Regions from separate parts of the Mus musculus genome. Here all the other regions are linked to region 1. The links are chromatin loops, found by intact Hi-C in ENCODE. Cell type or tissue: left cerebral cortex. All regions are shown on one strand. Each heading gives the region's core, and the rest is flanking DNA. Links, peaks and the distances in the headings are about the cores only. Region 1 has its middle 43 kb from the start of Gm11351. Region 2 overlaps Gm11351 (predicted gene 11351). Region 3 has its middle 290 kb from the start of Gm11351.

What was found. A loop is a pair of places that touch in the nucleus more often than their neighbours do. Peaks named below come from ENCODE experiments on the same cell type or tissue, not always from the same donor. Only the 100,000 strongest peaks of a DNase experiment are listed, where the experiment ranks them.
Region 2: a loop joins it to region 1, with 8 times the contacts of the local background. A loop is called at or near these places in 2 of 42 quality-filtered maps.
Region 3: a loop joins it to region 1, with 7 times the contacts of the local background. A loop is called at or near these places in 2 of 42 quality-filtered maps.

Annotation. Positions count from the first base shown.
Region 1 is chr13:26,005,464-26,013,891 of GRCm38, reverse strand. No RefSeq gene overlaps it. Among named protein-coding and RNA genes, the nearest start is that of Gm11351, 43 kb to the right of the region's middle. In left cerebral cortex, for the core only: no CTCF peak of the experiment used is centred there; a DNase peak (open chromatin) is centred at 4,561; H3K27ac peaks cover 904 bases.
Region 2 is chr13:25,954,178-25,962,605 of GRCm38, reverse strand. All of the region lies in intron 1 of Gm11351 (predicted gene 11351), which reads left to right. Among named protein-coding and RNA genes, the nearest start is that of Gm11351, 7.9 kb to the left of the region's middle. In left cerebral cortex, for the core only: no CTCF peak of the experiment used is centred there; DNase peaks (open chromatin) are centred at 3,787 and 4,454; H3K27ac peaks cover 428 bases.
Region 3 is chr13:25,671,997-25,680,424 of GRCm38, reverse strand. No RefSeq gene overlaps it. Among named protein-coding and RNA genes, the nearest start is that of Gm11351, 290 kb to the left of the region's middle. In left cerebral cortex, for the core only: no CTCF peak of the experiment used is centred there; a DNase peak (open chromatin) is centred at 5,077; H3K27ac peaks cover 496 bases.

The DNA.
Region 1 (8,428 bases), core at 2,496-6,495:
TCATAACTTGTTACTTAGTACATATATATTTTAATGTCTTGAGACTCTTAAAATTGTCACTAAGGTCAGAATCACTCTATAAATTAGAAAGCCTTTTATTTTATTTTGGCCTTATGATCTTAGAAATAGATGACAGGGTGAATAAAGCACCGCTAATGATTGTTCTCAATGTTCATCCAGCCTTTTGTCAAGTTTTTGGTACTTTCTATGGAGCTTGAAATGCGATGGTATTAATGGTTTAGTCTGTAGCTCAGTGGCTTCTGTAAGTTAGGATACCTGCCACGAAATCAAATGCAGACATTGATACATGCTCTGGGAAGGAAGAATTGAAAATTGAATAAGGATAAGAGAAAATAAAATCTTCTAGACCCAGAACAAATGGAAATTGATTTAATTTACTGAAAAGAGTGTACCTCTTGGTGTCGGAATGCAAAGAACACATTTCTTGCTGACTACCAGGAAAGGAAAACTTTGAGTTAAAAGAATATGTGAGGATTGGGTATCTGAATTAATATAGTATGGTTCTGGTAAATTTTATTCTTTACATAAAATGTTACACAACATTTCTGGGAATCATGATTTTCTTCCCCACAGTAAAATTCTGTTGAAACATTGCTTTCTATTTGTGTCTTTAAAAAAGATTAAATTATATTTTGTCTTATAGAAACATAACCATTAACTTTGATAATGATGTTTGAAACAAACAACCATGTTGCCAGTTTTGGTTTTCCTAATTACTATTGATACACCCTAAATATACTGTATTCCAGGATCTGAGATTAGAAGCTTTTTAGAGCTAAGAAATGGAGCTGGTCATATAATAGAGGCAGACTTCTTTGTATGAGAAAACCAATCTCATCCAACACTATAACAGCTGGATGTGTCAAAGAATTCAGATTGCAAAACAACAAAACAAAAACAAAAACAACCATGTAAGTCAAAATTTAGTTTGTGTGCTAAAGAACCACAAGATAAATAGAAATAAAAGCATATTACCTAAAATTTCTGTAATGTAAACATGTCATCTCTCCTCGCAGGGGACTTTTTCGAGGAAACTGCAGAAGACTAAACACAGCATAGACTAGATTTCAAACTCAGCTTCATGTGAGTACCCTAGCATCAGAGAGTACAGGGCAGCCATTTGGAATACGGGTGTGTTTATATTTGTAGGCCATCTCCACGTTTGTGGGAGTGTGATGTCCCCTAGGGAAGGGCTAGTTCCATATAGCCATCTTAGGGTAGAAAATGGGGGCACCCTGAAGTGGTAAATGTTAGGATCTTGTCTTCCCATAGTTAGACTCAAAAGACAAGTGCCAGCAGCCATAACCACTCTGAGCTTTGTTTTTCTTATTTCCCAGTTGCCTTTAACATTGTATTGTGAGACTTTCCTGTAAACTTTGATCAGGGACATTAAGTAATCTCTTCCAGCTGCACTTGGGACCAAGCAGTTTCAGGTGAATCAGTTAACAAGAGCACAGGGACGACTGCTGGAAGAGTTTGTTTCTAAGAGTCCAAAGTGAAGTGACTTGGCAGATGAGGGGACAATTTGACAACTCACTATTAGTGTAGACATTGAGCATTTATAACAATTCCTTTCCAAGATGACATGGTAGAAGTTAGGGCTTCTAACATGTAAATACTGAAATCTTATTTAATTGACCTTTAGGCCTTATGAGAGGAATTTTCTAAAAACTATAGCTGACAAAAGATAATTAAGCAAAATCATATGTCCATATATGAAGATTACTCTGTTCCATTTGAACTTAGAGAACTCGAAGCAGCATATCATCTTCAAGATATTGAAGTATTACTATAGTGGGATGTCCAACCTGAGTCACATATGATTAAGAAAAGTGGTTGACAAAGTTCACTTTTTCTGAAGGGCCAAAGGCCCATATCTGGTGATTTTCTTTTTGCTGACTGAATTCCAAAGTGATACTCAACATCACACAAGAAGAGAGAGTAGTCTTGCCGTGTCTCTGTTTCTCTCTATGTCTCTCTCTCTCTGTCTCTATTTCTCTGACTCTGTCTCTTTCTGTCTCTCTCTCTCTGTCTTTCTCTCTCACTCTCTCCTTGTGTGTATGTGTGTGTGTGTGTGTGTGTGTCTATGTGCATGTATGTTGATTTCTCAATTTATAAAGACATCACTACTATTCAATCATGGTTGCTCCACCCTGTTGATTTTATTCATTTCTCATGACATCCCAAAGTCTCTACCTCTAACTGTCATAATTAATTAAGTTTCCACTCTTTTAATGCTGGCCATGAGGGATTACATACCGACACAAGAACCCCTGGGGAACAAATTAGACTCATACGGAAATGATAGCATTCAGTTAAAATTTAAAAGGAAAGCATGCTCAGAACATACTTGGACAAGTTGAGACAGTCTAGTAATATTAAGACAAGTATTGCGTGTGAACATAAGGGAAGGGTTAATCAAAGCAAGATGGTAAATCAGTAGAGGTTAGAATAAAAATCTCAAAAATATCAGTAATGCTCCTCAGAGGATTATCTTAGCCACAGAAACCTCAATTAAGATGAATCTCAGGCTGGTAACATTTACAATATTATTCTTGTTGTAAAATTAACTTTACCTGGACATTGCATATGGGTCCAATTATTAAGAACTCTGTTCACCTATTTTCTTTTGATCCAAATATATGTTCATTAGGAAACACTTTGACTCTATGTTATTGCCTCATACTTGGTCACTCTACCTTCAGTGACACAGCTTTGCAGGTCACAGGACTGATACCACAGCTGCAGCGTGAACTTTTGAGGGCTCATGACAACCATGTCTTAGCAAAACTTGTTAGGAGTGAGGACTAAAGTAAGAACGATATTACCAATGTATAGAATAGCTGACATCATGAACTTAAAGAGTGGATGGAAGGCTGAAACAACCTAAAGTACAGTTAGAGAAAAAGAAAAGGGATTTCTTTTTCTTTTAAATCTTTATTTACTTTACATCCTGGTCACTGCCTCCCCTCCTGGCCCCCTTCCCACAGTCTTTCCCACTCCCATTTCCCTTCTTCTCTGAGACAGTGCAGCCTCCCCTGTATGCTTCTACCCTGGCACATCAAGTCTCTACAGGGCTAGATCTTTCTTTTTTCACTGAAACCAGACAAGGCAGCCAAATTACGGAAATGGATACCACAGACATACAATAGCTTTAAAGATAGGCCTCGTTACAGTTGTTCAGGACCCAAATGAAGACCAAGCTGCACATCTGCCACATGTGTTCAGGGGGGTGTAGGTACAGCCTGTGTATGCTCTTTGGTTGTTGGATCAGTGTTCAGAGCCCCCAAGGGTCCAAGTCATTTGAGTTATGTTGGTCTTGTCCTGGAGTTCCTATCCCCTTCAGGGACCTCAATCCTTCCCCCAACTCTTCTATAAGAGTCCCCAAGCTTCATCCAATATTAGGCTGCCTGCATCCCATCACGGTGACAGACTCCTACCCCTCTAAAACTGTAAGCCCCAAATAAACGTTCTTGTTTTCCTGTAAGTTGCCTTATTCATTGTGTTTCACTATATAAATATAAATTTTGTCTTTTTGTGGTATTATGCTGTACATTTGACAGCTGCTAGATTATTGTAAATCCATTCCCATGATAAATCAGAATAATTAACTTCAATACATAAAAGGCTCTTTATCAAATAGGACTTAAATCAGAAGACAGTACACTGAAAATAAGTATCTTAAAGATTTGGCTTGTAAAATCCTTCAAAATGGTTCATATCAATTCTGTGGAAGAAAAAGCCCACAGAAATGTGTTTCCTAAATATTTGTATGTGCCAGCACAGAATTCTGTGGATCGCCTCTACTCACTGCCATCCACAGCTTAGAAACCTAAGCCATAGAGTCTCAGGAGTCCCAAGGAAAAGAAAAGGTGAGACAGTCCAAACTGCCTCAATATAAAGTCATGCTATTGACCACTTTCGGAGACGGTAACAAACTTTGAATGCACAGGTAAATTCAATAAGGAAATAGGTGGCTATTAAAATACATGAACACTTAGATGAGATACGAGGACAGACTACCCTAGACAAGGAATACTAATTTATGTTTACACGGTTTTCTTTTCTTTTACATATGACAATGAAGAATTTTGCACATAATAACTACCTTAGAGCTGTGGGTAATGGCTTATGCAGGTAATTTCAGTACAGAAGGAGATGATGCAGTATTGTCACAAGTCTGAAGTTAGTCTGGGATCTATGGTGAGTTCCAAGACAGTTTGAACTACATACAGTGATCCTGTCTCAACAAAAGGAATTAAAATGAAATCACTTTGCAGAAATGTAATATATTTGTAAGAAACTAGCAAGACAAATGAGTGTGTGTGTGTGTGTGTGTGTGTGTGTGTGTGCATACAAAACTATTGGTGTGTATACATGAGCATATATACACATATACTGATCAGGCATCTATATATTTACTAAAGTATAAAAAAAATGATGAGACAATTGGGTTCAGTTAGCCTTGTCTTCAAACTTGGGAAAGCAGTTTTCCACAGTGATCTCAGCCCTGCTCTACGGTCTGAGTCATCAGCCTCCATCTGCAGTGGATGACTCTTACACTGTATTTTTAGTCTGCCTAACTTCTGAATTTCAAATCTCTTATTCAGCTGTCTAACACCTCCAGTTGGAAGTCTAATTTGACATAACAAGCTTGACTTCTAAAATGGATATCTAGACTTCAACCTCACCACCCTAAACTACTTAATCCCAGGATCTCCTATGACTAAATGAATGCTACTACCATTCCTTTCACAGTCCTGGCTTCCACACACCCCTGGCATTGTTCACTGATTCTTTTCTTCACAATTAACATATCATATTTTGGCTAATATCACTTGTCCTGTATTCTAAAATTACCAATAATGCTAATATGTCCTTCCATCTCCACTATCATGCTCACTCCTGGTGTGGCTATCACTAATTCTGAGGAACATTGAATCACCTTTCCACTTGTTTTCTTGTGTTACCCTTTAAGGTTGTATTATTTCTGTAATTAGAAAGCCTGGGTTAGTTAATATTCTCTTTGCTCCAACCAAATACAAGACAAAAGGCAAGTAAAGGGATGGAAACAGCTAGTTTCACATAGGTGCTGGTGATGGGGAGTGTATCGAATTGTCGGTTTTCAAGGAGGTGAAGGCATGGGTTGAACACCTACTGATATATGAAAAAGGCTATATTCAATGTCTTTACTATCTTCTTGACACAAAAGCAAGCTTTCTATTTTTATAGAAAATAGTTTTATGTGTCCAAAAATAATATAATTATCAGTCATAAAGTTTTTTTTTTTTTTTTTTTTTTATCAATTGGCTAAGTGCTTTTAAGCTGACACAGATTATCTTTTCGTATACCCCATTAGTCCTACCAATAACCCTCGAGAACAGGTAAGGCCAAGATGAGTGGACAAACTGCCTGTTGTTAGATACTCCATCAGACTTCTTATTTCACGTTCATTGCTATTGACACCATGTCCTGTTTATTTACGTGTATCAGTAGTTTCTCCTATTCTCTACTTTTCCATCTAAGGGCTAGACAGGAGAATGTTATATGAATTCACATGTGAATAGAAGCCATGACACAGTTCTCTAGCTTGTGTCTACTGTAAGTAGTTTCTAGGCCATTTAGGAGAGTGAGTCAATATTAATTTCCATTTAAAAGTACTAACCCTCATCTCATATCTCTCTCTCTCTCTCTCTCTCTCTCTCTCTTTCTGTGTCTGTGTGGGTGGTGTGGGTGGGTGTGTGTGTGTGTGTGTGTCTGTGTGTGTGTCTGTGTGTGTGTGTAATATATGCTTGGTAATGTGGTTATATGCATATGTGTATATGGGTGCATTTGCATATGGACCAAAAGTTGACATTAAGTATCTTACATATCTTCAATTTTTCTCCGGTTGACTTTTTTTTTTTGAGGGAGGCAGGGATAGGGTTTCTCACTGACCATGAAGTTCACTAATTTAACCTTGACAAGCTGTGCAGGGAGAGAGAACTTATGGAGCCCACCTCCAGCAGGAAGACAGGGCATTAAGTGAGGGATGAGGTTGCCATCCCACAGTCACATCTCTGACCCATAATGGTTCCTGTCTAACTGAATCACAGGGATAGAAATGGAGAAGAACCTGAGGAAAAGAAGGTCCAGCAACAGGCCCAAAGTGGGATCAAACTCAACGGGAGGTCCCAAGGCCTGACACTATTACTGAGGCTATGGAGTGCTCACAAACATCTATCATAACTGTCCTCCAAAAGACCCAACAAGCAGCTGAAAGAGTCAGGTGCATATATTTGCACCCAACCAATGGTCAGAAGCAGCTGACACCAGTTGTTGAATTAGAGAAAGGCTGGAAGAAGCCGAGGAGAAGGACAACCCTGTAGGAGGACCAGCAGTGTCAATTAATCTGGACCCCTGAGATCTTTTAAACACTGCACCACCAAACAGGCAGCATACACCAGCTGATATGAGGCCCCCAACACATATACAGTAGAGGATTTCTGGGTCTCTGTTCATTCAGAGATGATGCACCTAGCCCTCAAGAGACTGGAGGCCCAGAGAGTTTAGATGTCAGGTGGTGAGGAGGGAGACATGTGGAGACAGGGGTGTGAGGAGGAGGTGTGGGAAAATGGAGCAGTTGGGGGTAGATGGGCAGGGGTGGGGAATGGAATATGGTGTGTAAAAAGTGAATTAAAAATTAAATTAAATTAAATCAGTCTGGCAGTTCCTCAGAAAATTAGACATAGTACTACCAGAAGATCCAGCAATACCTCTCCTGGGCATATACCCAGAAGATGTTCCAACATGTAATAAGGACACATGCTCCACTATGTTCATAGCAGCCTTATTTATAATAGCCAGAAGCTGGAAACAACCCAGCTGTCCCTTATAGAGGAATGGATACAAAAAATGTGGTACGTTTACACAATGGAGTTAGAGTACTACTCAGCAATTAAAAACAATGAATTCATGAAATTCTTAGGCAAATGGATGCATCTGGAGGATATCATCCTGGGGCCCACTTTTGATTTGTTGTATTGTCATTTAGTCTGTGAGAACATCCAACATAATCTCTCAAGGCTTTCCCATCAACTGAAGTGGTATTGATCCTCTTATTCTCTTGTGGAGTTTTAAAAATCATCTCTGAGTGACAATGTACAATTTCATAGATGATTCAAAGCCATTCAATGTACTCTTAATTATAAATATCACTTTCTAAATTTACTACTGCTATAAACATCATTCGTTGATATACACATGTACATTACCTCTCTTAGACTTAACTGCACATTTATATTCAGATTTTATAGTCACATATGCCACAGACTTCACTCCCAGATGTCGTCTTCTAATATCTATTTTGTGCTCACCCTCTAGACAACCTCAGGGTATTAGCAGATACCTGCCTATGAATGAATTGCACCACTGCTCCCAGAAGCCCTAGAAGAGACATACTTTCCTAAACTGCCTTCAGTTAAAGGTAGAAGAGGGACCTTCAGTTTCAACTGATTTAACTAGATTTAGGATGCATGTTCCCATTCCCTGTGCCTTTTGTTCTGTGCGCTCTCTCTCTCTCTCTCTCTCTCTCTCTCTCTCTCTCTCTCTCTCTCTCTCTGTATGTGTGTGTGTGAGAGAGTGCGTGTATTTTCTCCTGTCCTTGTTTTCTGTCTCCTGTTCTCTGTCCCCTGCCCCTGTGCTGTGCACCATTCCTATTTCCTATCCTTCCCCTCTGCCCTGTGCTCTGATCCTTGGCGCTATGTTCTCTCTCTGCTTCTGTGTGTGCTCATCTGTCTTCAGCCCCTGGCTTCTGTCCTATCTTCTGTCCTCTGTCTCCTGTCACCTTCAAGGAATAGCAAATCTGAAACACAATCACACTGTGTCAGAGGACAAAGTAGCTTTGGTATTTTCAGAGATAACAGGGCCAAGTCTCCAAGTGTTAAACTATTTTGCAGAAATGTGACTTCAGGGGTTTTGCTCAATTTTATTAATAGTGACTAGTCTTTTCTCTATATATAGTGCTGTTCTTGTTTTTAGAACGTGTCTAATGCCCAGAAAAGTTAAAATTTGGCACAGGAGTAACTGGAAAATAGACATTGGTGTAACCACAGGAAAACACCACTAAGTCAAAATATCCCAAAGCTCACTTCTGCATAGCAATTACTTTAATTTCTCACCTTCTCAAATGCTGTCCAACTCATTATTCAGTTACTTGGAGAGAAAAGGAAAGCAGAAAATGGTGCTTGGGGTACAGAGAGGTAACATCAGCCCTCCTCAAAGAGAAACAGTCACTTCAAGTTACCTGATTGCATTCCCTCACTTACGTTAGGAAAAGTAAGTGAAACCCAGTGCCCAAAGCATCCTTCCACAGATGTGACTCCAGCTGCTGCAGGGATACCACACAATGTAAGCACTTAGAGGAGCA
Region 2 (8,428 bases), core at 2,625-6,624, 51 kb after region 1:
AACACATGAAACTCAAGAAGAAAGAAGACCAAAGTGTGGATACTTTGTTCCTTCTTAGAATGGGAAACAGAATACCCATGGAAGGAGTTACAGAGACAAAGTGTGGAGCTGAGATGGAAGAAAGGACCTTCCAGAGACTGCCCCACCTGGGGATCCATCTCATAAACAGCCACCAAACCCAACACTATTGCATATGCCAGCAAAATTTTGCTGACAGTACCCTGATATAGCTGTCTCTTGTAAGGCTATGCCAGTGCCTGGCAAATACAGAAGTGGATGCTCACAGTCATCTATTGGATGGAACAAAGGACCCCTAATGAAGGAGCTAGAGAAAGTACCCAAGGAGCTAAAGGGGTCTGTAACCCTATAGGAGGATCAACAATACGAACTAACCAGTACCCCCCATAACTGTGTCTCTAGTTGCATATGTATCAGATGATGGCCTAGTTGGCCATCAATGGGATGAAAGGCCCTTGGTCTTGCCAAGATCATATGCCTCAGTACAGGGGAATGCCAGGGCCAGGAAGCAGGAGTGGGTGAGTTGGGGAACAGGGTGGGGGTAGGGCATAGGGGGCTTTCAGGATAGCATTTGAAATGTAAATGAAATAAATCTAATAAAAAATAAAAGAAAGAAAGTCTGGTAGAAATCTACACTAAAACAATCTGTCCCTGGTCTTTTGTTGTTGTTTTTGTTGAGAGACTTTTAATGACTGCTTCTATTTCTTTAGAGGTTATGGGGTTGTTTAAATAGTTTACCTTATCTTGATTTAACTTTGGTAAGTGGTATCTGTCTAGAAAATCATCCATTTCTCTAAAATTTTCCAATTTTGTGGAGTACAGGTTTTGAAGTAAGATCTAATGAGTCTTTGACTCTCTTCAGTGTATGTGGTTTTGTCTCCCATTTTATTTCTGATTTTGTTTATTTGGATACCATCTCTGTCTTTTGTTCATTTTCCCTAAGGGTTTGTCTATCTTTTGATTTTGTCAAAGAACCAGGTCTTGGTTTCATTGATACTCTGTATTGTTTTCTTTGTTTCTGACTGATTTTATCCCTGATTCTGATTATTTCCTGCCTTCTACTCCTCTTTGGAAGGCTTGTTTTTGTTTGTTTGTTTGTTTGTTTGTTAGTTTGTTTGTTTGTTTTGGGTTTTTTTGTTTGTTTTTTAAATGAAGCTTTTCAGGTCTACTATTAAATTCCTGGTATTAGAGATTTCTAATTTCTTTATGGAGGTACTTGATGCTATGAAATTTATTCTTGACACTGCTTCTGTTGTGTCCCATAAATTTGGGTCTGCTGTGCCTTCATTTTCTTTGAATTCTAGAAAGTCTTTTCTTTCTTTTTTCTTCTTTGACCCAATGATCATTGAGTAGAGACTTGTGATTTCATCTGTGTGTAGGTTTTATGGTGTCTTTTCTGTTGTTGGAGTCCAGCCTTTATGCATGGTGGTCTGATAAGATACTAGGCATTATTTACATTTTTTGTATATGTTGATGCTTCCTTAGTTATTGACTATGTACTGGCTGGGTTTATTTGTCAACTTGACACAAGAGGGAGTTATTACAGAGAAAGGAGCCTCCTCAATGAGATCCAGATATAAGGTATTTTCTCAATTAGTCATCAAGGGGGAGGGCCGAACCCATTGTGGATGATGTCATCCCTGGATGGTAGTCCTGGGTTCTATAAGAAAGTAGGCTGAGTAAGCTAGGGGAAGCAATCCAGTAAGCAGCACCCTTCCATGGCCTCTGCATCAGCTCCTGCCTCAAAATTCCCTCCCTGTGTGAGTTCCTGTCCTGACTTCTATTGGTGATGAACATCAATGTGGAATGGTAATGACTAAGACAGACTATATGATCAATTTTGGGGAAGAATCCATGAGGTACTTAGAAAAAGATATATTCTTTTGTGTTCGGGTGAAATATTCTATAGATGTGTGTCAGGCCCATTTGATTGATTATGTCTATTAGTTTCATTATTTCTCTCTTTAGTGTTTGTCTGGTTGACCTGTCATCTGGTAAGAGTGGTGTGCAGAAGTCTCCCACTATTAATATGTAGGGTTTGATGTGCAATTTAAGGTTTGGCGAGGTTTCTGTTACAAATGCAGAAGCCCTTTTGTTTGGTGCATAAGTGTTCAGAATTTCGCTATCATCTTGGTATAGTTTTCCTTTGATGAATATGAACTGTCCTTCTCTGTTTCTTTTGATTAATTTTGTTTGAAGTATATTTAATTTGATATTAGATGGCTACTCCAACTCTCCAGCTTGCTTTTTTGGACCTGTTTGCTTGGAAATCTTTTTCGGGCCCTCTACTCTGAGGTATTGTCTAATGCAGCAGAATGAGGGATACTGTTTTTTTGTATCCATTCTGTGAGCTTGTGTCTTTTTGTTGGGGAATTGAGTCCATTGAAAGATATTAATGATCTGGGATTGTTTTTCTGTTATGAAGATGTTAGTGGTGTGTGTGTGTGTGTGTGTGTGTGTGTGTGTGTGTGTGTGTGTGTGTTTCTGTGTGCTTCCCTTGTTATACTGGTATGCAATTACTTATTTCCTGTATTTTCTTGGATGTAGTTATCCTCCTTTGGTTGGACTTTTCCTTCTAGTATATTTGGTAGGGCTGTATTTATGAATAGATATTGTTTGAATTTGGATGTTTATTGAAATATCTTGTTTTCTCCATCAATAGGGATTTAGAGATTTGCTAGGTATAGTAGTCTGGGATGGTATCTGTGGTTTTTTTAGAGGATGCAAGTTATCTGTCCATTCCCATTCTAGCTTTTAGAGTCTATATTGAGAAGTCACATTTTCCTGTGGTTCAGTTTTGTTAGGATATCCACAGCTTACTGTAAAAGGCTAGCTATGCTCTGAAGGTGTCATATTGCCCTAGCTTTTGTTGATTGTGTTCTTTAGATGACCTCTAGCTATCTGAATGGCCTTGGTCTCTGGCTGTTTCTGTTGTAGTAGGTGTTGGAACCTCGATGGTCCTGATGTGGCAGGCCTCTGATGGACACCCAGATCTACAGGTCTGTATGGTTCAGAATCTACAAGTCTCTATGTTTCAGGATTAAGGTGAGAAGAGATGTGGTGGGAGAATGGAGGTCTATCTGGGCTGGCAGACTGATCAGGGCAGCTTGGCGTGCCCAGAGGACTCAGCGAACAGGGAAGAGGGGTGGGGAAAGGGAAGCTAACTTGTATGGTTCAGGCTCAGCAGGTCTGACAAAGGTGGGAGGGAAGACAGCAGAAGAGTAGAGGTCTCCCTGGGATACAGGCTCCTCAGAGCAGTTGGGCTTGCTCCAGAAGCTAGAATGCTTTTATAAGCAGATATTCTATAGTAATTCACCTATGGTTATATATCTCATCTCTATTCCATCTATAATTGATTTCCCATCTGCAACATTCTTTCGGCATGTAAATTCCTGTTTTCTCATTTATGAAATTAACTCTAGAAAATAAGTTACCAGTTTTCCTTATAAGCAAAGGCACTTTGCATTTGTCCTAAAATCTAATATGGGTAATTAATGCTAACTTCATATCCACATCATTTTCAGTAACACAATTTCTTTGGGAGACTGTAAAATAACTGTCCTGTTGAAATCCTGAACTGAACGAAGCCAGAGAAGTTTTGGTCAATCTGGACCCACAGCTTCTGCCTCTCATAGTTGTCACCTACTCCATTTCTTTTCTTAGTCTCTGCATCCTCATTCCTCCTACCCACCCACCCCTTTATTCTGCCTGCCTTCTTCTTATCTACATTCTTGTGTTTGTCCTTTACTCTTCCAAGTTTCACATTTTAAATCAGCAAAATTGTTTGAATTCATGGAGATGTGCCAGACACTCCCTGCTAATTCATGATGTGTGCATCATCCACAGCAACCAAAAGGCATGTGACTACTTCAGTAGCTTCAAGAGATTGCTTTGGTCTAGAAATGAACATAACAACACACCAATGTCTCTGTAACAAACACAATGTAGACAGACCAAGAATAGAGCTGAAACCTTCTGCAACCTTGCAGAGCCCTGAAGGTGCTCCTTTGATAGAGATTCTAGGCAGTTTGCGTGACAATGCAACAAAACCTTAACTGGTTTAGAGACCATCAGTCCCTGGTTTGTAAAGAATTCATGAAGGGGAATTGGGATGACCTGCTGCCTTGATAGGATTTCAGCTTCCAGCAGCTCTCCGCACTCAGCTTGACCTCCTTTCCTACCTTTGACATTGATATATCCTTAAGATTTTAGCTATACGATCTGTGTTTGAACCTGAGATTAAAGTTGGAAATAACACTCACCATAATGCCTTTACTTGTAAGTTGATGTGCTGGCCCTGCAGTATCCCCTGGTACTAATGAGACACCACTGAAGGGTACATTTTGAAAACAAGATCTTCAGGGACGTGAGTCATGATGGAGCAACTGCAGAAGGTTGAAAGCGAAGTGATCAGGACACTAAAGATTGCTCCTGAATAATGAAAGGATACAAGAAAGAGCTGCTAAAACGGGCTCAAAGCACTTTGCATTTGATATTGGCTCATCTAATAACTTCAGCCAGAAATAACAAAACCCTCCTTTCTCTTTCTTGTCATGGGGTGTGCTGAGATGTCTGCCTGGTTTATTTCCAGTACTCCTTCCAGGCTGCTCTCTTACTGCCAGCTGGCTTTTATCTTCTGTGCCCTGCCACCAATATAGTCAAGACATATTTTTATTTCTCTGTACTAAGTGTTAATTTTCTTGATCTCTTGTGATTTTAGTAACTTTTTATAATGATGAACTGTTTGTAAAAGGTGATGAAATTCTGGTGGGCTGTCTCTTATTCTCCCCCCTTTCACATCGTTTTCCTCCTTGGACAATCCCCAATTATTTGGAATAAAAGAATATCTGAATATTTAAGAATGTAATGTCAATAGGATTCTCCTATCTAGCCAAATGAGGACTGGGGAGCAAACACAGCCGTAGGGGTCTGATAAGTGGGGGCCCTGCCTTTCAGACACAGGGACTTCTTTCTCTAGCTAATTTCTACTTAGAAACAAAAGGGTCTTCAGGGAGTGAGGAAAGAGAGGCAAGTGAAAGATGCTGCAATTTGCATTTTTGTTCACATAATATTCATGTTCAACTGACTAGAGAAAGGTTCTCTATTTTTCTCGTTACAAATGGAAGCACCTGTTTAAAAATCCTTGAATCAATTTTTATTCACAATTACTATTTTTCTCAAACTTGCCTGCAATATTCAAAGGGATAAATGTTAAAACCTGCTTAGTATTTTTTTTTTTAGACTCTGTACTAAATAACTTAAGAGTGTGGTATATTAAGAAAGAACATTATTTCAAGTACCTGAAGGAGTAAATTCTAATCCATGCTCTGTCATTAGCTGTGTGTTATTAAGCAAATCGTTTAAACTTCTTTGTCTCCATTTCTTCTTCTTTAACATTTGGGTTTTGTATTGGAACACTTGAGACTTCCCTTCCAGATTTAGCTTCGTTTTTTTCCTGTCTCTTTATCCTTCCTTTGTTTTCTTTCTTTTAAAAATCTCCTTCCATTCTCCCTTCTTCTCTCTTTCTCCTCATCCCCCCTTGCTTTTCCCTGAGCCACTCTATGTCTGGGCAGCTGGGATAAGAAAACTGTGTTACTCTAGATAGAAGGCGCTTGCAGATGCCCCATTGGGCTGGCTACCTTGCAGTAACATTGATGCTTTTATTGAATTGCAATACCTGGAACAGAAGACTCCTTATTTTTCTAGCAATTCTCAATAAACTGCTGAATTTACCCATCACCATGATTGAACAACTTGCCTTTTCAATCCATCTTCCATGCTACAATGGTCAGAAGATACTTTTTCATAGCAACCACTAGTCCTTCCAGCTGAATTCTCCCCGCCGACAACTGGAGAGCTCTGATCCTAAGCAATCCTTAGAAAAGGACATTCATTTTAAAAAGTCATATAAGGAGGACGGAGAGATGGCTCAGTACTTCAGAACATTCACAGACCTTTTGAAGAGGTCTGGGGTTCAATTCCCGCAACCCACACAGTACCTAAAAGTCCCCAGTACCAGGGCATCTAATGCTCTCATTAGTCTCCAGGAGCCAGGAATGTACATGATACACATATATAGCAAAGTCTTCATATGTGTAAAATATTAAAAATGCAAGTAAAAGTCAGGTCAAGTAGAAATAAAACTAGAGTCTCCCTCTCCCTGATCTGTGTCCTGTCCTCCCTCTCTCTGTTACTGTCTGTCTTTCTCTCTGTCTCTGTCTCTCTTTCCCTCTGTCTCCATTCCTCTGTCTGTTTCTCTTGCCACACGCCCCTGAGCAGTACTGTGAATTGAACTCAGAGCCTCACATATGGTTGGCAAACATTCCACCACTGAGCTGGACCTCAGTCCACTTCACACTCTTGGAAGGCACGGCAACAGTTCTGTAGTTTGCATCACCTCCTGTAAAATTCAGTGTGGCACATTGAGTAACGATCACAGAAGGTTTGTCAGTTGCAATAGATGTCAGGATGAAGGGGCCAGGTAGCATGGCATTGATACAAAACCATGTATCTTAGAGTGACACAGAGTGTTGTAGATATTCCACATACCATCTGCTCTGAAGAGACTTCCTATCATTTGTTCAGCATCTGCTTATTACTTGTATTTGACTTTTGCTTGGTTCTTCCTAGATAGAGAAAAACTCTTTCTAGTTCTCTTCTACATTAGAAAAGGATTAAGACAGACTTACCTAGACTGGACATGTTGCAGTTTCCTTTGCTACCTGAGTCCTGTTGACATTTCTAATATGCCTCTAGGATACACTTACTGTTCGTGCTGACAACACACAGGTAAACTAACAAGGCTTCCTGGTGCCCAAACCCCTATGCCCACAGCAGTTTCTCCTCTATGAGGGATACTGAATCCCACAGTGCCTGCATAATGTTTGTCTCTGCTGCTCACTAGATTTCTGATGGTAAACCATCTCCACACCATCCCTTGAAGTCTATGTTCTTGCTCAGCCTCTGAATCATCTGGAAACAGGTACAGAGGACTCCCGAAGGCCATGCAGGAGGAATGAATTAGGGCTTTAGAACTCATGGAATGTGGCCCACCTGTTACCACAGCCATGTGGGTGAGCCTCAGTGTGGCATAACCCAGAGAGAGGACCATGTTTCCTAAGGACTTCTTACTTTTACATAGCTCTGCTCTGCTTGCTGCCCTCACACCCCAATTAATCTAAGAAGTGTATGGAAATTTTAAAGTGACTTCTGGTCCCTCACTGGACAGTATCTCTGGAACTCAGTGATAATGCTTGATCTCTTTCAGGCATTGTTGGCTGGAGTAAAAAAACTTAGCAATGTAGATTGTCAGCACCTTACAAAACACTTGGAAAAATAAATTTGGTAGTGAAGCTAGGTTGAGATGCTTTTACTACTGGTTTTGATGTAGAAAACCCTAGAAAACAATTTATAGTTCAGAAGGGCATACATTTATTAATTAAACTAGAGACATTTTATGGTCAGGGAACAAGAACAATGACAGCACTGGCTGACATGACTCTCACTGAGGCTGGACTGGTGATAATTGATACCCAATTTTATACCCATTTTTGCCCGCAGCTCCATGCCATGATTTATTAAGAATTGCTGATGAGTAGATATGCATTATGAGGATTTAAAGTATATATAACTGATTTTTATATAAGAATTTAGTTTTGCGATTCTTTTGTGATTCTTACTAGATCACTTTTAAAGATAAGTAATAAAATAATCACTCCTTTCTTTGTAATCACAAATTGCTGCCTGCAAGTTAGAGAAGCTGGCTAAGAAAACTACCTTACTTGCTTATACTTTAATCTATAACAAGTTGCTTAGGTACGAATGTACGTACGTGAGTTTTTGGAAATAATTTTTTTTTTACCTGTGCTACATAATGTTCTTTCTTGTAAAGATGTTAGGGATCACATTTTTTTTTCATGATAATTCACTAGAAGAAAACTAAAATGTAATCACATTGTAATTTTAAACTACTTGAAAGATTTTGCCTGGATATATAAACTATGGAATGAAAAATGTAGTATGGAGGTTGGAACATTGTTCCTTCCATCTATCAAACATGTATATGTATGTATATATGTAAAGCTTGTATGAATGGGGGGGGGTTGAAACCCTGTTTCTTCCACTCATTGACTATGTGTATGTATGTATATATATAAACCTTGCCTGTGTGTGTGTGTGTTGGAGCTTGATCTATCCACCAACTGTATGTATATGTGTATATTGTGGATGTATAAAATGCTTAGTCTGCTTACTGCAGCTTTGCTCTAACCATTTTATGTATGAATGTGTATATGTCTGCCTGTAGGTCTGTATGATATATGAATGCACATGTGTATTATGTATGCATGAATGTATGCAGGTATGTATATATTCATATGTACGAAGTTATTGGACTCTGCTTTTCATTTCA
Region 3 (8,428 bases), core at 2,877-6,876, 330 kb after region 1:
GTTTTATCCAATTTCTAAAGCATGGTTACGATTCTCTTCAGAATAAAAAATAATGGCTCTCTCAGTGAGCTTTGCATTTTGGGACAAATATGCAGTCTCAAATACTGACTTCTCAAATATGACTCTTATTCCTGAAAAAGGAAGGTTTCTAATTGAGGAAGAATGCATTTTGGGCTACACAAGGACCTGCCATCCTGAAATCTGGCCCTTCACTGTTGAGGCTGCACGAGGACTTCAGTTGGAGGTTTTTCCTGTTGTCCTTTCTGGCTGATCTGTGATGGAAATGCTAATAATATGAAGGTCTAGACAGGAATTCAACACATTAAACTTAGAAATATTCATGGCTTACAAACCCAACTCAAACACCTATCCTGAAGTTATTTATCGTTCCAAAGCAGTTAGTGTCAAATAGTTCAATTGCCTCTGAGATTCCAGTGAGGACTATATACCAAAGAGCCAACTTCAATGTTTTCTTGGATACAAGGTAAAAATAAACAAATAGATAGAAGCATAGATAGATACTGATAGTCTTCTGTATGACTGTGCTTATGGACTATGTTTCATGTGTTATATGCATTTATAATTACATAGCCATATAAGAGAATTCAAATATAAACAGAAGCACTAACAATCTGAGTGCTGTAAAACACCCCAAGTTTCAAATAGTGGGAGGATCTGAGAAGATAGGTTAGTTCAGTGAGTATGAGAACTATGCATTCATAAGGAAAATATTTATAATGTGCATAATATAAAAGCTCAGACATGTCTGAACACACCTATAATCCCAGCACCAAGGGCCAGAGGCAAGGCATATCCAGCATCTTCCGGTCTAGCCAGCTCTGAACCTTCATTTCACTGAGGGACTGTCTGAAAAGAATGAATAGAAAGCAACAGAGGAAGACACTCAACCTTCTCCTCTGGCCCCTCCTCTCCAGTGCATTCCATCTCTACCCACACATCCACATATGCACAATATACCAAAGGAAAAGAAAGAAGACCTTCAAAAAATGGGGTGGAAAGGTTAAACAATGAAAACAAATGAAAAACTACAAAGGCAAGAAGGATAGTGTGATGGTTTTAATGAGATGAGAACCATAAATCTAGGACATTTGATATGGTTCCCAATTGGTGGATGTTTGGATAGGCTTAATGGTGTGGGCTTGATAGAGGAATTACATTACCAAGGTTGGTTTTGAGCTTTCAAAACATTCATGCCATGTCAAATGAGGTCTCTCTGTTTCTTGTTTGTGGTTCAAGATTTGAGCCCTCAGCATCACTTGTCACTTACTGCCTCTGCTCTGATATCTTTGTTTTAATCTCCTGGAACACCAAGTCCATAATGAATTGTCTTTTCTGTGAGATGCTTTGGTCATAGTATTTCATTAAAGCTAGAAATTAGCATGTGTTGAAGTGACAATACACATGACTTGATATGCAATTTTTTCTACACATGCCAATGAGATATCAAAGGACTTTGTGACGTTCTTATGATCTGTCATTAAATTCTTGTTCATGAATTTCTATTGAGTAGTTGCTAATGTAGATGATATCAAATACACTTTTGGAACTTGTATGATGTATTTTGAATAAGTCCAAAAAAGTTTCAAACTGAATTTCAGAACATTTTAAATGAATATTTGAGTCACAGGCAGGTCATGTGGACTATGAGATGAAAATTTTGCATCCTGTTGGTGACATTCATAGCTGAATTCTGGTGAATATTCATGTTAATGAGTAAGAAGAGATCCATTCTCTGTCATAGCTGTTTAAGCAATAAAATTTTGCACTGAATAATCAGCAGAATGAATCAATGTGCCCTTCGGTATGCAGGGTGGGAATGTTTTTCCCCACAGGTCATGGGAAAAGTCAAAGATTAAATAGGAAATGTAGTTGAGCTCTCCTTAGCAACAATCTAATTTTATATCCTTCCAAACTCACTACCACAGTCACGCTCTCCTGAGAAGGATGGGGTTATTTCTATCCTGAGTTCCTGTTTCTAGAATACAGTTTTGCAAGAGTTCTATATTCAGTGCACAAAAGTAGGGCACCTTCTGCAAAAATAAAGAGTAGCTCTTGTTCCTAAGAGCTTATCACCCAAAGGCACTAGTAATGTGAAATGTTGAGTAGCTACACAGCAGCAAATGGCAGAAAACTAGTCAGTATTTTTAGAAAATATAATTTCCCCAGAGAGAAAAAGATTAGTAAATTCAAACTAGAAACCCAAGTTTAAAGGGGGGGGGGAGTACTTTCAGGATGAGGGCCATTATTTGAGATGTAGACGCTTAAGGAGACAGGATTGGTTGCCCCTTTCATGTGACACTATTTTGAGGGAGATGCAAATGAGTATTTACTCAGTCCAGATAAAGTATTGATGACAGAGCAAGGTAATGATAGCATAAAAGTCCAACTTGGTGAACCAATGATTTCATTAGGGTCAGTCCCAAGAGTGTGTGTGAGAGATTACCTACAGGACCAAGGATGACTCAAAGTCAGCTATGCACCCAGCATGGGGTGACAGCTCATGAAAACATGAAACCTGGGACTCTTTGCATGATTTGTAGGTAGCTCAGCAGGATACAAATTCTTCTTTCCTTGGCACCCTTTATTGCTAATATAGCCTTGCACATATAACAAGTTTCTGGGACTTCCTGAGACTTCTGTATTGTTTACTTGCAGCATCATAACCTACCTCTCTTTAGAAATTTAAACTTCCTGTGTCTTATGGGGGCTCATTTTAGACCTAAATGAGCTTTCCTCCAGGATGGAATATTTCACTTACAAGGCCACTGCTACACAACAATGGCATGTCTAGTTAGGGCCTCATTGCTACCATGTCCAGGCCTAATATTAACATCTATTATAAGAGCATTTCATATCTGTGCCCTAACAAACTGATATATTTGCCGGGAGAAGGTGGTTAATATTAAAGACTGTCATGATTTCATTTTGTCATCCTTACTGCTAGAAAGCACAATGAGAATGACAGGGTATGTTAATATTCATGTCATGCATGGAAATTTGCATCATGTTTCATTATTACTAGTTTCAAAATTCCATCACTATCATTATTGGCTAGGTTCTAAAACACCATGAGGTACATAAGGAAGATTATTCTCCTGCCTAAACAGACACTAAGATTTCCCATGACCACAGAAGTCCAAGCAAAAAATCTGGAACTTGAATCCATTGTCTGCTTTACCCAGATGATCACATACTCACTCTGGTGGTTCATATGACCTCCACAGTACCCACCAGGGCCTTCTCAGTACCAACTAAGGTCTTCTCAGTACCCACCAGGACCTTCTCAGTACCCATCATGATCTTCTCAGTACCCGCCAGAAGTTTTACATCCTTTTTCCTACAGAAATGTTTATTATTTTCTCAGTTTTGATGTTCTAGTATATTTGTCTCTTTTTTTTTCTTTTGTTTTTTTCCAATTTTTTATTACATATTTTTCTCAATTACATTTCCAATTCTATCCCAAAAGTCCCCCAAACCCTCCCCTCCCCAGTCCCCTAACCACTCATTCCCACTTTTTGGCCCTGGTATTCCCCTGTACTGGGGCATATAAAGTTTGTGTGTCCAATGGGCCTCTCTTTCCAGTGAGGGCCGACTAGGCCATCTTTTGATACATATGCAGCTAGAGTCAAGAGCTCCGGGGTACTAGTTAGTTCACAATGTTGTTGCACCTACAGGGTTGCAGATCTCTTTAGCTCCTTGGTTACTTTCTCTAGCTCCTCCATTGGGGGCTGTGTGACCCATCCAATAGCTGACTGTGAGCATCCACTTCTGTGTTTGCTAGGCCCCGGCCTAGTCTTACAAGAGACAGCTATATCAGGGTCCTTTCAGCAAACACTTGCTAGTGTATGCAATGGGGTCATCGTTTGGAGGCTAATTATGGGATGGATTCCTGGATATGGCAGTCTCTAGATGGTCCATCCTTTTGTCTCAGCTCCAAACTTTGTCTCTGTAACTCCTTCCATGGGAGATTGTTTCCAATTCTAAGAAGGGGCAAAGTATCCTAAAACAAAAGGATATACCTTCTTCTCAGCACCTCATGGGACCTTCTCCAAAATTGACCATATTTGTCTCTTTTAAATGGTTATAACTTTTAACATCTTTCTATTATATTGTAATTTTCATTTAAAATATGGTCATATTTTTATGTCCTTTATGGTATTTGTGGTTATGTGGTTAATGGTTTTTAGTCTCTCTCTCTCTCTCTCTCTCTCTCTCTCTCTCTCTCTCTCTCTCTCTGTGTGTGTGTGTGTGTGTGTGTGTGTGTGTGTGTGTGTGTTACATTTGCTAGCTCTTTTGGAGGCCAGAAGTTGGTGATGGATTCCATGAAGTTGAAGGTACAGCCAGTTTTGAGCCAGTGAACTGGGTGCTAGGAACCTAATTCTATCTCTGCAAGAGCAGTAAGTGCTCTTAAGCCCCGAAACATCTCACCAGTCCAGATGGCGAATTTACCATTGTTTTATACTTTCCACTGTTAGATAGTATGACTGCTTAGGTCGCTTTTTTTTTTCATTTTTAGCAGCTTTGATGAAAAGTTTCATAAATGGTATTTTTTTACATTATTTCCTTATGATACATGTCTAGGAGTTGAATTGTAATAGCTCAAAGAAATGTTTGTAACGGTATGGCTTTTATATCCATTGCCAAATGTCTTTTCAAACATTTATAATCAATTCACACTGCTAATAGTGACATAGGAAGAAGTAAGCTCATGGCTCATTCTGTCTTCCTTCTATAAACTAATAAGACAAAGCATAAACTTAATTCATTAAGCAAACATTCATTCAAAAGCAACTATAATCTGCAAATTTTCAACCTGGTAATGCAGAGGTAAATAAAGATACCATTAAGATTATACTCAAGAAATTTAGACAATTTTCCTATGAATAACTTCAGAAACTCAGGAGCCAGAACCACGTGCAGTGAGAGCACATATGTATTTGCTAGACAGATTTTTTAAAAAGGATGCGAGTGGTGATAGCTCCTTGGCTCTATGTGGTTGCGTGTAAAGTATGTCGTTCTGACTCAGTTGTCAACGCCTTTGTGAAAAGGTCACATCTATCTGTTCATGACACCCTACAAACCATATTCATAAGCTTTTTAATGTTTCCCAGATAAGACCATCGAATAGGAGCCTAAGCCATCTTTCTTTACAAATTTTTAGGGAAAAAGTCATTATTTTTTTCTGATGCACCAGAAGTCATATGGTGGTAAAGAAAAGTACTGAAACAAAAATCACAACTTCCTGCTTTAGTCTGTCTAAACCACTAACTAAGCAATCTTGCAAGAAACCTAACTGGTTTGTGTCTCATAAAGTGCTCTGAAATGCTTTCTCTGTCCATTCCACACTTTCTTTATATAGCTATTGTTCCCATCACAAGTTAGATCTCTGCTTCCAGCACACAGGCTTCTCAGGTTGTTCTCCCATCTATACTATCATCTTGCTTAACCACAATACAGATTCCAAGTCCAGCTCACAGCACCACACCATGTGCTCCATCTTTATGGTTAAGGATACACTTCAGTAGGTAGAGTGCTTGCTTGGCATACACAAGACCATGACCACAATTCTCTGTATTCTGTATAGTTGCTAGATCCAGCCATTGGGAGGTAAAGGTAGAGGAAAGAGGCAAACAAGCTTAAGGTATATTGGGACTTGGAGGATAGCGTGTGATATATGAAAGACAATAGCTCTGCCTCTTATTATCCAGGCTACACTGATAGTCTTTCTTGTAGAATGTTAATAGTACAAAATTCAGGTTTTTATTGGGACTTCTTTAAACTGTTATCTACATTTACATCTATCTCACTTTCTCACACTAACTCTACCTGGTTGATTGAAACAGATGGTAAAAGTTTGTGTCACCCTTCATTAACCATTAGTGTGTGAGAAGCATGTGTTTAAAGGCAATGGAAAGCAACAAAGGATTAGAAATTTGAAAATACATAGTGCTAGAGAAATGAAGAGACAGGAGAATTCTAATGTTTTGACAATCTGACATGATTAATTTAGATACACAAACTGTGTGTATACTGAGGAGGTCCCAAACACCACAGTAAAAGCTACTGAGCAGCAGTGCTTGACAGAAGCCTGACCAAGTCCTTAGATAAAGCTTGCCTCTGTAGAGGAAGGGGATGCTAGTAGACAGGATAAGAGAACAAAAGTATCATTGAGAACACCCATACCCAGCTACAGAAACTGAAAAATGTGGATAGAAACACAATATAAACAAAAATTCAAACTGTATAACTGAAGACTGATTTATAAAACAATGAAGTCTTTTAATTATACCATCTGATAGGATTTTTATGTCAGGAAATAGATCATACCAATCACATTGTAAGGTCCTTTAAAGATGCCTTGTGGGAAATCCATAAACTCCACTTGTATATAAGCAATACAAAGCGTTTCATGGCTACAGATCACTTACTTTCCCTAGACCCTCAAATATATGGTAAGTAATACATATTCATATTTAACATGCTTTATACACACATCAGTTCATATACATATTATTCAACATGCACACATAATCTATATAAAACACTCCATCTATTCTCTCCAGGCCTTTCACTGTTCTATGTCTTATTGCTGAGTAATATACAATGTCTGAATCCCCAAATTTGTTTTCTTAATCAGTTGTGGGTCATTTTAGTCATTTCTCGTTGGGAATTATATAGGTAAAGAATCTGTCAATATTCAAATATCAATCTTGTTTTGTTGTTCTTTCTTGGATAAATATCTAGGAAGAGAATTACTGTTGCCTGGTTTTAAAAAAAATGTCTTTCAGAGTTCTTTGTGGGCCCAGTATCTGCACCTGCTTGAACAAGTTAGCCTCTCCCCTGACCTAGAGATGATCAATACTGCATCTCTCTTCACTGTCACCTTGCCAGTGACTGTGTGTTGATGCTCATGGTGGTCACATGATACTGAACTCTTGTCACCTGTTTCTTGAGCAGTTCCTTCATTTCTAAAGAGTTTCCTTTTTCTTATTGGATCCTTTGCTTTTTTCTTACTGGACTGTGAACGTTCCTTGTCAGAAATATATGTCAGGAAAGTTCTCTCCAGATCTGTTGCTCATTTTTGTCTTTCATTTTATTTTGTTTGTTTTTTTAATTTTCTTGATGTGCTTTTTAGGACACAATATTTTCACAGTTTTGTTGATGAATAATGCTTACATTTTCTGTCTTAAATATCTATGTATTTCTTAAAATTTCTCCTGTGCTTTCCACAAAAGGTTTAGATTTTGGTTCATAAATAAGGTCCACAATGCATTCTTATAATTTCTTGGTGTGATTTAAGAAAAGGTATTTTTCACTGTGATGTGACTCTCCATTTATCCTAAAACATTATTGAAAAGTATTCTTACTCATTTTAGTGCATAAGCATCTGTATTGAATACCAATTCAGCACGTATTTGTGGACTCTCTCCATGATAACACTACACAATTGTCAATAAATTGCTACTCTTCATTTTATATCTTAAAAATGTATGTGAACATCAAACTCATCTCAATGTTTGTAAATGTTGTTGGCTCTTCCAGGCCCCTTATATTTCCATATAAATATTAGGATAAGCTCCATAACTTTATTTTTAAGTAGTACTTGTTAAATTTGTAGCTATCAGGATGTAGAATTAATAGAAAGAAATTAAAAGAAAATAAATTGGTATCCTAATACTGAATCTTCCAGTACATGACTTTGATACATCCCCTATGTGTGATATTGGTGAGTTTCTCAGCTTTGTCTTACTAAAGCAAAAAATACTTACATATATGTTGGCAAATGTAACCCTCACTATGCCATTTATTTTGGCTCAAACTATAAATAGGAATGTTTTTAATTTTACTTTACATTTTTCATTGTAACATATAACATAACAACTTATCGTTGTTCGTGTTATATCCTTAGATCCTATAAAATTTAAGCATGTTTCCATATTTTGTTAAGTATTGTAAGCATAGTATATGGAAGCATAATAAATTTTGCTCTTTCTTACCAAATCTAGGCAATTTATTTTATTTTTCTTACAGCACCACACGGGCTTCGAGAACCATATTGTATAGAAGGGAGGATACTGAATCTTTACTTTATTCCCAACCTGAAGACTAATGGTTTTTCAATTTTCTCAATAGATATGCTAGTTACAAATATTCCAAAGATGTATCTTATTAAATTAAATAAGTTGCTATTGACTATTTATGAATTTTATCAATAAAATTAGATAATGTTTAGAATTAAAATTAGAAAATTAGAGCTGCCAGGGTTGGGGAGCTATCCAGGGGGCCTCTACCTACTCAGAAAAGAAGGAGAAGGGTTATAGGAGAAAGGATTGCAGGAGGGGCTGATGGAGAGGGCAGTGAGCACTATGGAAAATGAATAAGTAAAAATTAATAAATTATATAATGT